Linked DNA regions of Mus musculus: region 2 is linked to region 1. A link is a loop called in an ENCODE intact Hi-C map of the cell type or tissue named here. Cell type or tissue: left cerebral cortex. All regions are shown on one strand.

Region 1 (8,000 bases):
AGGGACAATTGCTGAGCATTCCCTCTCATGTGTGGATGCTAGATTTGGTTATTTGGATATACGTGTCTAAACTGGCATCTCCGTAGAACACAGAAAACAGCATGAGGCTACTGGCAGACATTAATGAAAAGGAAATAAAACCCAGGAGGTATGAAGAGAGAAGGATTGCATAGGAAGAGTTAAGTGGGCTGCTGGATGGGAGGGTAGAGTAGAAGAGTAGGGGGAAGGATGACTAACAATAAAGACCATTGAATGTGCCATATGGAAGGCTACTATAGTGAAATCTTCCTGAAATATATGTCTAAATATATAAAAGGTGTTTAGTTGGAGTTAGCCTATAATGAGGGGTGGTGGCAGTGCCTTTCTCAGAAACCACAGACTGTGAAGTAAAAAGCTAAGTGCCAAGTACCTTTGAGCTGTCAGTGGGGTCTCACAGACCCTCCCCAATCCTTACTCTGGAAATCAGTCTGGCTGTTCCTCAGAAAATTGGACATAGTGCTACCGGAGGATCCTGCAATGCCTCTCCTGGGCATATAGCCAGAAGATGTTCCAACAGGTAGAAGGACACATGCTCCACTATGTTCATAGCAGCCTTATTTATAATAGCCAGAAGCTGGAAAGAACCCAGATGCCCCTCAACAGAGGAATGGATACAGAAAATATGGTACATTTACACAATGGAGTACTACTCAGCTATTAAAAAGAATGAATTTATGAAATTCCTAGGCAAATGGATGGACCTGGAGGGCATCATCCTGAGTGAGGTAACCCAATCACAAAAGAACTCACATAATATGTACTCACTGATAAGTGGATATTAGCCCAGAAACTTAGAATACCCAAGATATAAGATACAATTTGCTAAACACATGAAACTCAAGAAGAAAGAAGACCAAAGTGTGGACACTTTGCCCCTTCTTAGAATTGGGAACAAAACACCCATGGAAGGAGTTACAGAGACAAAGTTTGGAGCTGAGACAAAAGGATGGACCATCTAAAGACTGCCATATCCAGGGATCCATCCCATAATCAGCTTCCAAACGCTGACACCATTGCATACACTAGCAAGATTTTGCTGAAAGGACCCAGATATAGCTGTCTTTTGTGAGACTATGCCGGGGCCTAGCAAACACAAAAGTGGATGCTCACAGTCAGCTATTGGATGGATCACAGGTCCCCCAATGGAGGAGCTATAGAAAGTAACCAAGGAGCTAAAGGCAACTGCAACCCTATAGGTGGAACAACAATATGAACTAAACCAGTAACCCCCAGAGCTCGTGTTTCTAGCTGCATATGTATCAGAAGATGGCCTAGTCGGCCATCAGTGGAAAGAGAGGCCCATTGGACTTGCAAACTTTATCTGCCTCAGAACAGGGGAACGCCAGGGCCAAGAAGTGGGAGTGGATGGGTGGGGGAGTCGGTGGGGGAGTGTGTGGGGGACTTTTGGGATAGCATTGGAAATGTAAATGAAATAAATACCTAATTAAAAAAAAAGAAGAGGAACTATGAAATAAAAGATTGGAAAAGGGGAGGTGGGGAGACACGAAATGATACTTGGGTATGAGAGAGAGACAGAAGTTGTCTTTCATATGCTGGATACAGATTTAACCGTCTGTACATGCCGCACACATGTACATAAAGGCAGAATGGGGAATATTTGCGAGGAGGAAGAGGACAAGTGAGGGTGAAATAGGAGGAGAGTTAGATGACACATAAGGGCAGGCAATAAATACCATGATGTATGGATGAAAACATCATAATGAAGCACATGATTTCATAAGCTAAAAACAAGAGAACTTACAAGACACACTTTGCTGCATATCTTTCTGGTAGACTTTATGTCACCTACAGGCGACTTCTCATACAAAGCACAATGTGAAACTAGGTAAATAACGGCTGTGTTGTGTTGTGTTCTAACGTCCAGAAAAATCATGTTTGGTGCAGGTGTATTTGTTGTTACTGTTGCTATTTTGTTTATGGGGTTTGATTTGTTTCTTTGGTTTTTGTTTTTTGGGTTTTGTTTTTGTTTTTTTTTTAACTGTGTGTGATCTGGGCTGTGTGATAGGCCCCTTTCAAAGGTGTTAAACATGGAGCCCTGGCTAAACTAACAGTGTGCTACTCAGCATGTTGAAAGCCCAGAGTGCAAAAAGGTGAGGTAGTTGGAGCAGACTAGCCAGAGGAGCAAGCTTCAGAATCATGTCTAGGAGGGCTAGGAGCCAATGAGTGGGGAGTTGAGTAATGATGATTACAGGTCTACAGTGAACTTGGAGAAAACAGGCAAATAAGAGCAAAGAGATGCATGCCAGGCTCCAGACCCCAGGCTCCGAAATGAGTGCATTGAAATCAATCAGTGAAAAGGGGGCTTCTCTGAACCTTACGGGAAAGAACGGAAGAAGAGAGGTGATGCTATTAGACTGTATAATGAGTGACTGCTTGCAAGTTTTAAAAAACAGACTGGTTGCTAATGCATCTCATGGAAAGACTGCCACTTCACCTTCACATATAGAGTATGGGAGGAAGTAATTAAAGAAATCACTACTTTTAAAGTTGGTGGGAATGATGACAGCAGACTCCCTAGAGAACAACTTCAAAATGTTCGCTTACCTTTTGTCCAATTTCTGGAATTAGTCCAAAGTATATTTTATCATAAATAGAAATTTGAAGTATCATGAACTTTGTACAGATGCATGAAGGTGAAATAACTATAATGGAACACAATGTGTCAGAGTTTCAGAGTAAACTGCTTATTCTGAAATTTTTAAGTCACATAAATATGTTTAAGACACATAAACGGTTTCCAATGTATGTTACATTATAGAACAAAATAGATTTTGAAGAAAAAATCTGTAGGAGACCTGTGTGTGTGTGTGTGTGTGTGTGTGTGTGTGTGTGTGTTAAACATACACTGTATGTTAGACACACAGACACATAATACATTCTACCCTCTTAAATATTAATTTTGACTCTGTGTTCTACTATAATGCCTTGTGCTTCTCAAATACATGTGTTATTTCATATTTTTTATATTATGCATATGAGTGCTTTGCCTGCATATGTCTGTGTACCACATATATTACTGATGCCAGAGGTCAGAAGAGGGTCTGAGATCTCCTGGGACTGAAGTCCCAGGTGGATGTGGGTTCTGTGAATTGAACTCAGGTCCTCTGGAAGAATGACATGTGCTTTTAACCACTGATCCAACTCTACAGCCCCTAGTTTATAAGGTGATTTGTTTGTTTGTTTTGCTTTGGTCTGGTTTAAGTGTGTGTGTTGGGGGGACAGTTACTCCTTTTAGACAGTGTCTCTCAACTGAATGTAAGTTCACTGATTGCCAAGCCTGTCTCACAGTTGAGCCCAGGGTCCTCCTATCTTTGCTTTGCAGTGCCGGGATTAGATGTGGGACAAGGCCCTTTACATCTGAGCTTTTTTTGCATATTGTGATCTGAAGTCAAGTCCTCATTCTTGTAAAGAAAGCACTGTACCACTAAACCATCTCCCCAGTCCCAGAATCCATAGACACTGGGTTATATTATGTGCAGATGTTTACATCTGCATATGCATACACACATGTAACTGTCCAGTTAAAATTTTCTAGCTATAAATGGTATAATACTGTTCAAATACATTACCCATAAGTCAGATATTTATAAAGTGTGTAGTTCCCTTATGTCACACTATAACCAAAGGATGATGCCAATCTTTGAGTTGAACTATGAATATACTGCCCTCCAGTGGGCATATTTATTCTACCATCATTCTCAACAAAAAGTCTTAAGACCTAAAGTTCTTACTGTACTAGAAGAGATTAAAAAAAAAAAAAAAAAAGAAAAAAACAGACAGTGACAGAGGTGAGTGTGGTCAAAATACATTATATGTATTATGAAAATGTCACAATAAAAGCTATTATTTTGCATAATTAATATATGCTACTAAATTTTTTAAAAGAGTAATACAATAGTTTTGTTTTTGTTTTGAAATATGCTGTCTTCAAAGTAAAATAGCAGAGGGCAAACTCACTGAGTGGAGGGAAACTGGAGAGGCACTTGATGCAGACAGTGCTGGTAGCTGCTGTTCCGCTATGTGCTTTGATACAATGGTAAAACTGTCAATAATCCAGAGTTCCTGCCCAGGTCTTTTGTAGCACAGGCAAGAAAGGATCCTAGGTGGAAGAGCTTCTGGTTCCTGACATAGTCAGGACTCTGGTGCTGCAGGCCTTCTCCTATTACTCCTTTTCTTGCCTTTGGTGGTTTTTTGCCCAACAGACTAACAACTTCAGCCAGGAGCCCTTTATTCAGTGCTGTGTTCCCTGAGGTCATGCTTACTGCATTATCTTTCAGAGCACGAGTGTTCAGAGGGTGCAGGGGAAGGGAAAAGGAAAAGCAGCAATTGGTAGCCAAGTGAGCTACTTATAAGATACATCAAATCACAGGTTGAGGCCACACCCTGAGCTTTAGGGGCTTGCCCAGAGGGCCTCCAAGCTCACCTTCCATGCAGTGATGTCAGAAAGTTCCACCCAGAAAATAAAAAGCAATTACATGAGCTGGTCATAGCAACACTCTTGGAGAGCATCAGCAGGTCTTTGGAGACATTATCACTCAGTTCCATGATCCTAGGTAGAAAGGCTTTGAGCATCTCTGTGGAGGCTTCCTTAGAATTGACCTACACATCAGTGCTGGGTACACAGCTCTTGGGAGGGTGTGTGCCGGAGGTGTCCTAGCAGAAGTCATTGGTTACAGTCTCTAACTTCCCATGTTTGATTTGCAGATTTGACAGGAAGAGGTTATGAAAGTGAGACACTCAGGAGAAGCAATATTTTGAATTTTATATTAGTCCTCTTCTGGCTTAGCATACTGCAGTCTGAACTTGTTGAACCATGATTATGTAGAGATGTTTACATTTGCATATGCACACACATTTTAGTGTTCAGTTAATTTTTCTAGCTATAAATGTATAATATAAATCTATAAAATATATAATATAATATATAATATAAATCTCTGGAGTGACAGAGAGCTATGTTCACAGGAGCCTTGTGCTTGTGGGAAAATATCAAAAACATGTAAGATGCCACGACAAACCTTGTCCAGCAGCCTGAGGGAAAGAAAGTCATCTTCAACTCAGGACACTTTCCATTTACAATGGGTTTACTAAAAAAAATCCTTAAAACAACATTGTAAGTCTCTGAATTTATCATTGGGTTCCTTGTGTGTCCCATTGGTTGGTGCTGGGAATGCAGCCTGGGGTCTCATACATGCTAAACTCACAAATTTTCCTCTGAGATACACTCACAGCCAAAAGTGACTTCTTTTTAAAGATAATGAGAAATGTCAGGGGCTCTCCTTAGGCTTCCTAGAGCTGCTGGTGAAGTTTGTCTTTAGATCATGGAAACAATGGGCCACTGGTGCAACCCTAAATAGTTTTCAGATCCTCCACTAACTATTTGCTCCTCTTAAATGTGTCAGATAGCAGGCACTTGGGGAAACTACATCAACAATGGCTTGAAAGATCTCAGTGCTAACTGAAAAGATTTCTGCAGCATGGTAGGGATAGAAGCACAGAGACTTCTTTGGTTTATACTGGGTTTTACTATGCTGGGGTAGCTTCATTTTATAAGACAGTGGCTATTGTTTTTAAATATTTTTAGGTCTGCCTTAGAGTATAAAGGACACCATGCCTTTACCACACCCCATCTTTTGAGTTAGATAAAGAAGATTGGGGACAAAATTTTACTTTAAAAATATGTCCATTGTAAAATTATATGGTTGGGTGTCATGAGCAATATCATAATATACATTTCTGTACAGATGTTTACAGCATGTTTTTTATGTTAATCCCAGGGTAGATACACATAGGAATCACAGCACCAAGGAAAAAAAACACTAGTTTTATATGGTGTGTTAATTTGTTATCTGTCCCTGTAACAAATGCCTGAAAAATATCAGTTTACAAAGAGAAAAGGGTCTTTGCAGCTCATGGTTTTGGAGATTGCAGTAACGACCTGTTGGCTCCATTGTTATGGGCTTGTTGCAAGACAGAACATAATGACAGGAATGTATGGCAGAGCCACACCACATTTCTCCTTCTCTGGAGCTGAAGAGAGGAAGAGGAAAGCTACCCCCTGACTTGAAGACTATTTTACATCTCTTGAAGATTCCACCTCTTCCCGATATTGCTGCTTAGACAGTTAATCCTTTAGCATACTGGCCATGGAAGGACATTCAAGATCTGAGCTACAGTGCCGGGTCTGGTGAGTAACCTCAGTACTGACCACAAAAGCTGCTCCCCTGTGGATTGCTGAGGATACTCAGGTGCGGGCAGGTGAAATATAAGACTAGAGTATGGGATTGGGCGATGAAAAAGAAAGGCAGAGCTGAGAGTTTCAGAGAGAGGGGGAGAGAGAGAGAGAACAGGGAACAGACAGATGGAAGGACAGAGAAGATGGAGGAAGAAGACGAACCAGATCCACATGACTTGAAATAGCCACAGGGAGCTATGAATACCATAGAAGCAATAGAATAATTTAGGACAGTTTGTCCAATCTAGATGGGCAGCTTGTATCAATATCAATTGGCTCTGAGTTCATTGTATGGGGGTTTTGTGAGTTGAGAATTTACTATTATAAATCTGACTGATAAATTACAAGCCTCTAGAGTTTTGATTTTACTGAGTTAAGGGAATTTGTGATAGTGAGCCACAGGTGGCAAATGGCTGGGAAGATCAGAGGCAGATCAGAGGCAAGTGAACCAAGAGAAGTTGGGTGGCTGTCTCATGGAGTCCATGGGGGCAAAGAGACTGCCAAGGCCAGAGAGTAGCCAGCAACAGCATGAGTTGATTTTATAATTATTACATGCAACAGGCCCCCAAATAGCCATGACAGAAGGTTACCAGATCTTCCTTTGCCAGCATGTGCTCTGTGAGTTGACAGTAATTTGTACTGTCAATTCCTTGTCTTTGCTAAAGCAGTAACATGCTGGTTGGTTTTTATTATCTTAACACAAACTTAGACTGGGAAAGAAGCAATTTAAAATGAGAAGATTGTTTTGCGGGGCTGGAGAGATGGCTCAGCGGTTAAGAGCATTGACTGTTCTTCCAAAGGTCCTGAGTTCAATTCCCAGCATGTGGTGGCTCATAATGATCTGTAATGGGATCTCATGTCCCCTTCTGGTGTGTCTGAAGACAGCAACAGTGTACTCATATTAGTGAAATAAATAAAATAAAACCTTTTAAAAAAAAAAGATTGTTTTGTAGGCAAGTCTGTGGGGTAATGTTTTGATTTGTGATTGCTGTAGGAGGGCCCAGCACACTATTGGGGATGCCACCCCAGAAAGGTAGTCAGGGGTTGCATAAGAAAGCAGACTAAGAAGGCTGTGGACAGTAAGCCAGTGAACAGCACTCCCCCATGGCCTCTGACCCAGTTCTTGCCTCCCGGTTCATCTCTTGAGTTCCTGTCCCGATTTCCTTCTGTGATGGATTGGTACACGGAAATATAAGCTGAAATGAGTCCCTTCCTCCTCACCTTGCTTTCTGTGTTTATCACCGCAGTAGAAACCCAACCGAGACAGCTTTAGCACACTAAGATGCACAGCAGTTTCAAGAACGATTTCACTTCTCAAATGTTGAAGACCGAGAGAAATAAAACTCATTATCAGCTTTGCAGCTCATTAGCAGCCTTACTCTGCATAAACAACCACTCATTACTGCCACAGGCAGCTCATCATGCTTACCTTCCTTCTGGGCACGGTATTTGAAAGCTGTACTAATAGGACTTTCCTAGATCCAGTAAGAATGTGGCTGTGCTCCAGTGGTCAATTGTGATGAATCCAGCATGGATATGGCTGAAATCGTGGCTGGCCCTTTGATGGCTCTGTGATCCTGTGGTGGTTACCAAACTCCTCCATTCTCATTTGCTCCAAGCATTAAACGTGAAGGTGTTAGCCTGCGCTTGGCTAGCACAACTCTTCGAGAATGGAAAGGTGTGTTGTCTGTACCTTGAAAATGAT
Region 2 (8,000 bases), 1.2 Mb before region 1:
TGTGAATCTCCTGCTGTTCTAGTTCTCTTTCTGATAAATTACTCTGATCAAAAACAAGTTGGAGAGCAAAGGTCTGACCTCATCTTACAGATCCATCGTTATAGGGAAGCTGAGGCCTGTTCTCAGGCTCACATTCAGTTGCCTTTCACCTGCTTAGGGATGGTACTGACTTGAAGTGCACTGGGCCCTCTTGCATCAATCAGCAATCAAGAAAATGCCCCACAGACATGTCCATAGGTCAATCTGATGGAGGCAGTTGCCCATTGAGGGCTCTACTTCCCGGATGGGTCAAAATGACAACCAAGAATAGTCATCACACCTGGGCATCTTAAGAGGCAGGCACACTACCGAAGAGTCCCTCTTCCCAGTCAACGGTTGACCTCTTCTATAACCTCATAGAAGACAGAGACTTCATGAGGATCTTGTCAGCACTGTGAGCCTCCTGAGCCCTCTCCAGCTATCCGTGAGTGGATATTAATAGTCTTCTTCATCTCAGGAGGGCAATGGTTGTGTTCAACCTGAAGAAGACATACATTACATACCATCTTCCTCCAGCTCTTACATTATTTCTATCCTCTCTTCTGTAGGTGAGTCTGGATGGGAATGGAATGATCAGATGGTTTTCTTCCATTTACGACTGGACATTGGGCTGCTATGCTACAGCAACAGTACAGACTACAACAACAGATACCCTTAGCATTTGATTTCATAAAAGCATATGCGGTAACTGCCACCAGTTACTGTAAGGTGTTGCCTTCCACTACAGCTGAGTCATCTATGGACACAAATGCTAATGCTTAGAAAATAATTTGATAAACACGTTAGACCTATTTAACAAAACAATAGCTGTAGCCACCTTACAGGGTATTGGTTTCCCTACCTCACGTTTATGGTGCCAAACACGAGTGCCTCCTCTGGTGCTGACTTTAAATACAGTTGGAAAGTAACAGGTGTTCTAAATTGCAGCAGCAGGAGCAACTTGCAAGGCATGCCAGCAGTGTAATATGCAAGGGTCCATGGCCAAGCTCGACCATTGGTGACCATTTTCCTGTGGCCTCCATGGCACCTTTTGGAGCTACAAATGCCAGCCAATAAGGAACTTCTACCTCAGTCCCAGCCTGCTTTTTCTGTATCTTACAACCTTCCGTATAGTGCATTCCATGATTGTATGTCCAGGATTCCAAAAGGTCCATTCTTAGCAAGTAAGGATTGATTTGGGGACTGAAGTATCTTCTGAATAAGTTTTAGGCAGCTACACTACTGAAGAGTTCCCTCCTGTTAATTGTTCATCTCATATATTGAAGTAACTGAGGTAACACCATCTTGTCCTGACTCTATTTTGTGTTTGCTTAGGCAGTTCTCAGCTTTTTGCCCCCACAACTGTTACATATACCTTGGCAACACATTTGAGATTTCCATGGCCTTGACTATGGTTCAAGGGTATTAACCAAAGTAAGTAATGTTTATGCAATCTTAACATCAACTAAAATAACTAAAGATGGTATTAAGTCAAAAAATAGATGTCATGTCATGTTTGAAATAACTACTACGGTCTGCCAGAAATGAATGTTTTGAGGTTTACTCTGATCCTCATCTAATGTTGATAGAAATTATGTTCTTTGTACTTTTTTGTCTTTAAAAAGCCTGTACCCTCTAAGCTTTGGCACCAAGAAACTGAGGCACGTGCATGTTTTTGGTCACTGACCAATAAAGGACTACTATCCTTTGAATCAGCATGGTTGTCTGTATTTTTGTTGCATGGATTATTACAATACCACTTCAGAATGGTGAGTGGTTTCTGAGACTATTGGTGAAGGCTTGTGAGCCCCATGAGCTTCCTCGGCACTGTGAGTCCTGGGAGACCCGTGAGTCTCTTGAGAGCCCCATGCACCTTCCCTCTTTCCTCAGGGGGGAAAGTTACTAGGCTGGATCTCTTAAGGGTCTCGTGCACCTGAACAGACCTCCCCAAATTAAGACGGTAAAAGTCATGACTGACCAACCCAGAGGGAACACACAGCAGAGCCGACCTCAAAAGAGAGTGGGAAGGAAGATAGGGAGTAGGAGATCATTCTACTCTGCTTAGCTCTGATGATGACTTCATGGCAGTATCACAATGGCAGGCACGCGCATGTATGTGGAAGATTACTTCTCAAGGTGAGAGCCAAGGAAGGGTTGGTTGGCCTTTCATAGAAAGCCTCTTGCCAAAATCTCTTCTGCGGACACGACAAGTGTGACCTTAGAGCCTTCCACCAAGCTTTGCCTCTCAATTCCTTTCATTTCTAACATTGCCCATTGAAAACTCAGCTTCTAACACATGAACTCTTAGCAGCAAACCAAGTTTAAGGCCTGCCAATGCCTCATATACTTCACCATGGTGATGCCTGTTAGCAGCTGGTTTCCTTGCATGGGGGACTCCTAGTGTCCCCAGCGGGTAAGCTGCCTTTCCTCCAAGACTTGGCCAAGGCAACGCTAAGAACTATAGGTGTAGGAAGTTTCATACTAGTTCTGACTAGAGAAGTGGGTGGGAGCTTTTCCCTCCAGAGGCCTGATCCAAGCAAGACTTCAGAAGTTGACCTTACTGGCTTGGAAGGCCACTGAGCCTGTCTGGCAGGTTTACTTATGGAAGCTACCTCAGAATTTAGGAATGGGGGTAAGTGAAAGACTCAGCTGGTAAAGGCATTTGCTGCCACATCCAATGACCTGATTTTGATCACTGGGTGCCACATAGTGGGAGAAAACTGGCTTCTGCAAGTCCTTGTCTAGCTACACCCATCCTGTAGATGCATGAACAAATGCATATACACACAAAATAGTTTATTAAAATGTATGGGACACTTGGAGTTATATGGTAAAAAAACATGTTGTATTCACATATGAAGTTATCAAAGAATGAATAGTGTTTTGTTTTAATCTACCAGTGGCTGTATTTAACCCAGGCTTTGTCTGAACAAGAGGTTTTGTAGTAGAGATAGCTGGCTTATATAATGTTCAATGAATGTAATGTTGCCTGGATAGGTTTGTTTCAATCGGTGAGGTGTGTGCCCAGTCTGTGGTTACACTGACTGTCCACGGTGGGTAGGTACCACACACAGGCTTAATTAAAAGTCTAGGACTTCCAGAGAGAGCTCCCCAAGTCCATGTGCGGGTGGGTATGCTATTTGATTTACAAACACATTCCTTTGAAGGAGAGAGGTCTGTGGCATGTCAAATTCCTCTTTTGAAATGCTTGAGCTCTTTGTGAAATCCCCCTTTGAATTGCTCTGAATTCAGTTAGTGGAGCTGACAGGCTCCCTGAGACTGCAAAGGCACCCAGGCCTGAGCAATGTACTGGGCCTCACTTCATCCATAGAACACACTGTCCACGAGGATTAATCCACCAGAGCAGCCTGGGCAACCCGTGAGTGTGAGATTCCTGGGAGTATAAGTTGGCCTTGTGGCTTGGGGATCTTGTGATCCCTCACCAGTCTCCTTTGAAAAGCTCATGCTTTGGCATTCACATAAGCTGATTAACCCTTAACTTTTTTTTCTTCTTTAAATTGGAAAAGACTTCATAGCAGTGATCTCTGCCTCAGCATTTCTCTTCTCACTAAGACCTCACGGCTTAGGTAACATCCTTTCCACTTGAGAACAAGGCAGTAAGTCAGCTCTGGATCTTGGGATCAGACCTTGCAGTCAGGGGGTTCCTCTCTTCCCCCTGGGCTGTAGAAATAGGGATACAGGGTTACTACTTCTGACAAAGCAGCCCTAAGGGGCCTTTGATTTCAGGGTCAGTGGTTCGTGTGAACTCTTGGACTTGCACAGGATGAAACATCCACCAGCCACCCTGGGGTAGTTGTAGGCTTGTGAGGCTTAAGGTTGGGTGGCCAGGCCAGGGATGGGAGGCTGAACGTTGGAAGGGATGGTGGGCCAGGGAGTGGGGCTACTTTCCAGGAACTCTCAGGAGCCTCATTCTGGCTAGTTTCTGTCTGCAGAGGTGACTTCCATGTGCCTTGGGCAGTACAGAATGAAGAGCACACTAGACCTCCTAGATGTTCTTAGGATAACCTCTACTCTTCCTACAGCTATACGGAGGCAACTGTGATACCTGAATTCTGTTGTGAAAGATGTAAGTCACATACTCTATACTCAGCCACCACTATGGAAGTCATCTTTGGCTTCTTCTGGCTGTTTTTGCCAACATATTTTGGTGGCCATAGGCATTTGGCTGGCCATTTATTCTGACAGGTTCCCCCATGTAGATAGGTGCTAAGGTCCCCGTGGTTCTCATGACTATTAAGAGCAAGAAAAGAAGGGTGCCTTCATTGGATCACAGAGGTGTTTGTCCTATTTTGTGGGGGCCTCATTGTTCCAACATCTCTTTCCCAGAGGTCTCAGGTGTAGGACCTGTTATAGGACATGAAGATCTGATTGTCTAAGCCAGTCCAAGGCAAGGGTAGGATTTTCTTCAGGGTTAAAGCCATGTAGCCATCCCTAGAGTTGGCAAATGGAGTCCACTACAGATAGTTGTCAGCCACATAAACTGGGAACCTGATATTTGGCAATGCCTGCACTATTAACGTTTACAAATCCTCCTTATGACAGGTTCCCCGTGTTTTTTGTCCCACAACCAGGTTGTGATCCACTGTGGTCATGAGCCACGCCCACCCTTGATACATAGGTAGTCTGACTTGAGACATCATCTACAAACTTCACAGGGTGAGTGATCACAAGCTTGGGCTCTCCTTTGTATGGAACTGGGGTATCAGTGTTCGTGTGCCACAGTTGTCCCTGCTGAGTGAGCAGCCCTTGGATACATCCATCACTGAGTAGTGTGCTTTGCTTTAAAGCTTGTGTCTTACTAACATCTAGTAGCACTCTCAACCTTGGCTGGAGAAACTGCTTCTGAAGTGGGCAACAGGTAATACAATGACTCACAACTGGTTAAAAGGCTGAGAATGAGTGACTATGGGTACCCAGCCCTGAATGAAGCATCTACATCACCCCACCCCCACCCCAAGGCACAAAGAATCTTGCATGAGAGGGTATAGAACACTGTATGAGTTGGAAACTGGGGAGGAGAGCTGTCTTTTTGATGTGACTTACCTGCTGTGTTCATGACCCCATGGCAGCTGTGGTTGCATCCGAAGGCCTACCTGTACAAGATCAGCAGGCAATACAAACTGAACTCAGTGGGTTATAAAAATAAACAAAAGGAAAGATATGGATAGGCAAAAAGATATTTTGGGGATGACTGTGGGTGATGATGATTTGGATAGGATCAAGATATGTTGTGTGACTTGTCAAAGAATAAAGAAACACTATTAAAAAAATAAAAGTTAAAAATGTAGGGGCTCAGTGGTCAAGAGTACTTGCTATTCTTCCAGGGGAGTCATCCTTGGTTCCCAGCATCCATGTTAGGCAGCTAATAATCACCTATAATTCTAGCTTCTGGGCATCTAACACCCTCTTCTAGCTTCTGTGGACACACACACACACACACACACACACACACAAATAAACCTCTGAATATTTTAAAAACTAAATATTCCTAGCAATAGCTATGCTCCAGGGATAAACGATTCTGCCCAGGAGACTACTAACTTCCTCTTATAAGAAGCCTTTTTTGTGCTATTACTTTGTGGACAGAGCCAAGAGCCTCAGCGCCCCAGCCATTCTTATGTAGTGCATGGCACCTGCTGGTAGTGCACCTATGTGTGCTGCTTCAGGCCAATTCTATATACAAAGAAGATATCCACATACAACGTTTCTTATCAGGTTGGTAGGTAGAGAAGTTGGAGAAAGGGCTACCCTACCAGCGGCTAGATCCAAGGAAGACCTCAGAAGTAGACCTTGTTAAGTCTGAAAGGCACCTGATAAGGCTTGGCTGAGTCTTTGGCAGGCTCACTTATAGAAACTCCCCAAAAATCTATAAATGGGGGCGGGGGGGGGTTGAGCAAAATGGCTCAGCAAGTAAAGGCACTTGCTGCGGAACCCAGTGACCTGACTTTGGTCACTGGAAACCACACGCTAGAAGGAGAAAAGTAACTCCCGCGAGTTGTCTCCTGTGGCATGCATGAACACACACACACACACACACACACACACACACACACACACACACACACTCATACAAAATAGTTTAAAAATTTAAAAGTCTGTGAATGATGGGGGAGTGGAAAGCAGCTCCCTTGGCTGTTACAGTGACTACTTTAACCCTTTGCTAATCTGTATGGAGGCACTGGGGACTGCTGGATTCTGGGCACTGTGTCATCCTGTAGTTCATGTCTGCATGTATGATATGTCTTATGTGCCTGCTTCTGTACCTGTGTGTGTCTCTCTCTTTGTGTATGTACTTCATGAGTGTTTTGGGTCTGTGCATGTTGTGTTTATAACTGCATATCCTTCCTTCTATATGGGCTTTTGGGTATTTGTACAGTTTGTGTATTTCCATGTAATTTATCATTTCTGTGAGCAGTCTTTGCGTATTTATTCATGGTCATGGGTGTGTGGTATGATGGAGCTTTCCTTGGATGTAACCTTGGCCACACTCCTGAGTTGGAGGAGAACAAGATAATGAGAAAGTTTATCCTCTTCAGTAGACAGTTCTTACAATGCAGAACAATTTATATTTCCTCAGTTCTTGCCTTAAGGTAAAATCTGCCACGTCCTATGCCACCTATGAAGGCTTGAGCTTGCTACACATGGCTGGAATTTTCCAAAAGCCTGGCTTCTACAGCAAGGCTCTCTGTTTTCCAGCTGAGGCTCCTGCATGCTGCTGGACCATTCTCAAGAGGGGGCTGGAGCCACTGAGCCTTTCAACTTTGTGAAGGTCTGTGGGCGTGGCCAGCACAGGGTGCAGTGAGGAGCACAAGCTATCCAACCCTCCCTCTGGGGCTGCAAGTGCCTGCTGAGAAATCTTACACCAGGGTTGTGCTCCATCCACGACTCAGAGCCTTTGGATCTGGACACTAGACTTCACTGCTGGAGAGAGATCAGCGAGTCATCAGGTAAAATGGTGGTTGGGAGTCAGGAGGTAGTAACCTCTTTCTCTGGGAAGCTAGTAGGGTAACAAGCCTATATTGAAAATGTGTAGATAATGTGATTGAACAGTTTGTATGAGCATTTCTGATTTTAATCGAGTGCCGAGCCACGGCAGTAATACTACTAGTAGCACCAGCAACTTTTGATATCCCTGGGAGGCTGTGTCCCAGGACAACGGGGAGTGTGGAAGGGAACTTAGAAATAAGAGCCTGGCCTTTAGGCATTTTGTTGAAATGAAACTCAGTGAAGTGAAAACGTTAAATCCCTCGAGGCTAATGCTTCTTGTCTATTCACACACACAGGGAAATAAACGGGAATTCATATAGCCCACTCTTTTCCATAGCATGGGTATTAAGCACAGGAGTCTGAGTGAGTGGACGTCTTTGGGAAGTCAGAGCCCTGGAGCCTCTGGCTTGTAAAGCGTTCTCGGTGTCTTTAACCTGCAGTGAAGTTGAGAATCACTGTTTAAATCAATGTGACAATTCTACAAAGCCTACATTTGGGCTAATAGTTTTGAAGGGCAGCTGCTCACTGGAACTGCCATGAAGATGCCACTCCCTGGGGTTTGCCTGATGGCTGGTGCCTGATCTGGACAGGCAACAAGGCTCGCTAAGGCTGGGTGTCTATGAGCACCAGTGTAGCTGGTGGTACCAACTCTCCTGTGAAAGCTTTGGGGATTCGAGCTGACAACAGAGGGAAGCTCACATGGCAGGAAGGTGTTTCTGACTGTGTTTACAAAGGTTTGAGTGCAGTTGTTCACACTGGGTATAAATTAGGACTGACTCAGGAGCATACGTTTTCTTGACACCCCCAACCTCATGATTCAGTTAGCTGAGTTCTAAGGCCATGAGCAACTACTATTGAGAGGAGAGCAGCCTTGACTGCCATGGGAGACCAGCAATGGAATTTTGGCCAGTGTATGTGGTGTGGGTTAGGTGGTAGGGGGCAAGAAATGAGAGCTCACCAAAACAAAAACAAAA

Evidence for each region. Hi-C counts contacts between places; a loop is a spot of excess contacts. Peaks named below come from ENCODE experiments on the same cell type or tissue, not always from the same donor. Only the 100,000 strongest peaks of a DNase experiment are listed, where the experiment ranks them.
Region 2: it touches region 1 in a loop (4-fold over the local background); 2 of 42 quality-filtered maps call a loop at or near these places.

The regions. Positions count from the first base shown.
Region 1 is chr7:57,479,421-57,487,420 of GRCm38, forward strand. The region is part of intron 6 of Gabra5 (gamma-aminobutyric acid (GABA) A receptor, subunit alpha 5); the gene reads right to left. Among named protein-coding and RNA genes, the nearest start is that of Gabra5, 27 kb to the right of the region's middle. In left cerebral cortex, a CTCF peak has its summit at 3,717 (motif pointing left); a DNase peak (open chromatin) is centred at 3,728.
Region 2 is chr7:56,232,896-56,240,895 of GRCm38, forward strand. Oca2 (oculocutaneous albinism II) reads left to right here and starts at 6,864. Exons shown (of 24, transcript NM_021879.3): 1 at 6,864-6,986. In left cerebral cortex, no CTCF peak of the experiment used is centred here; no DNase peak of the experiment used is centred here.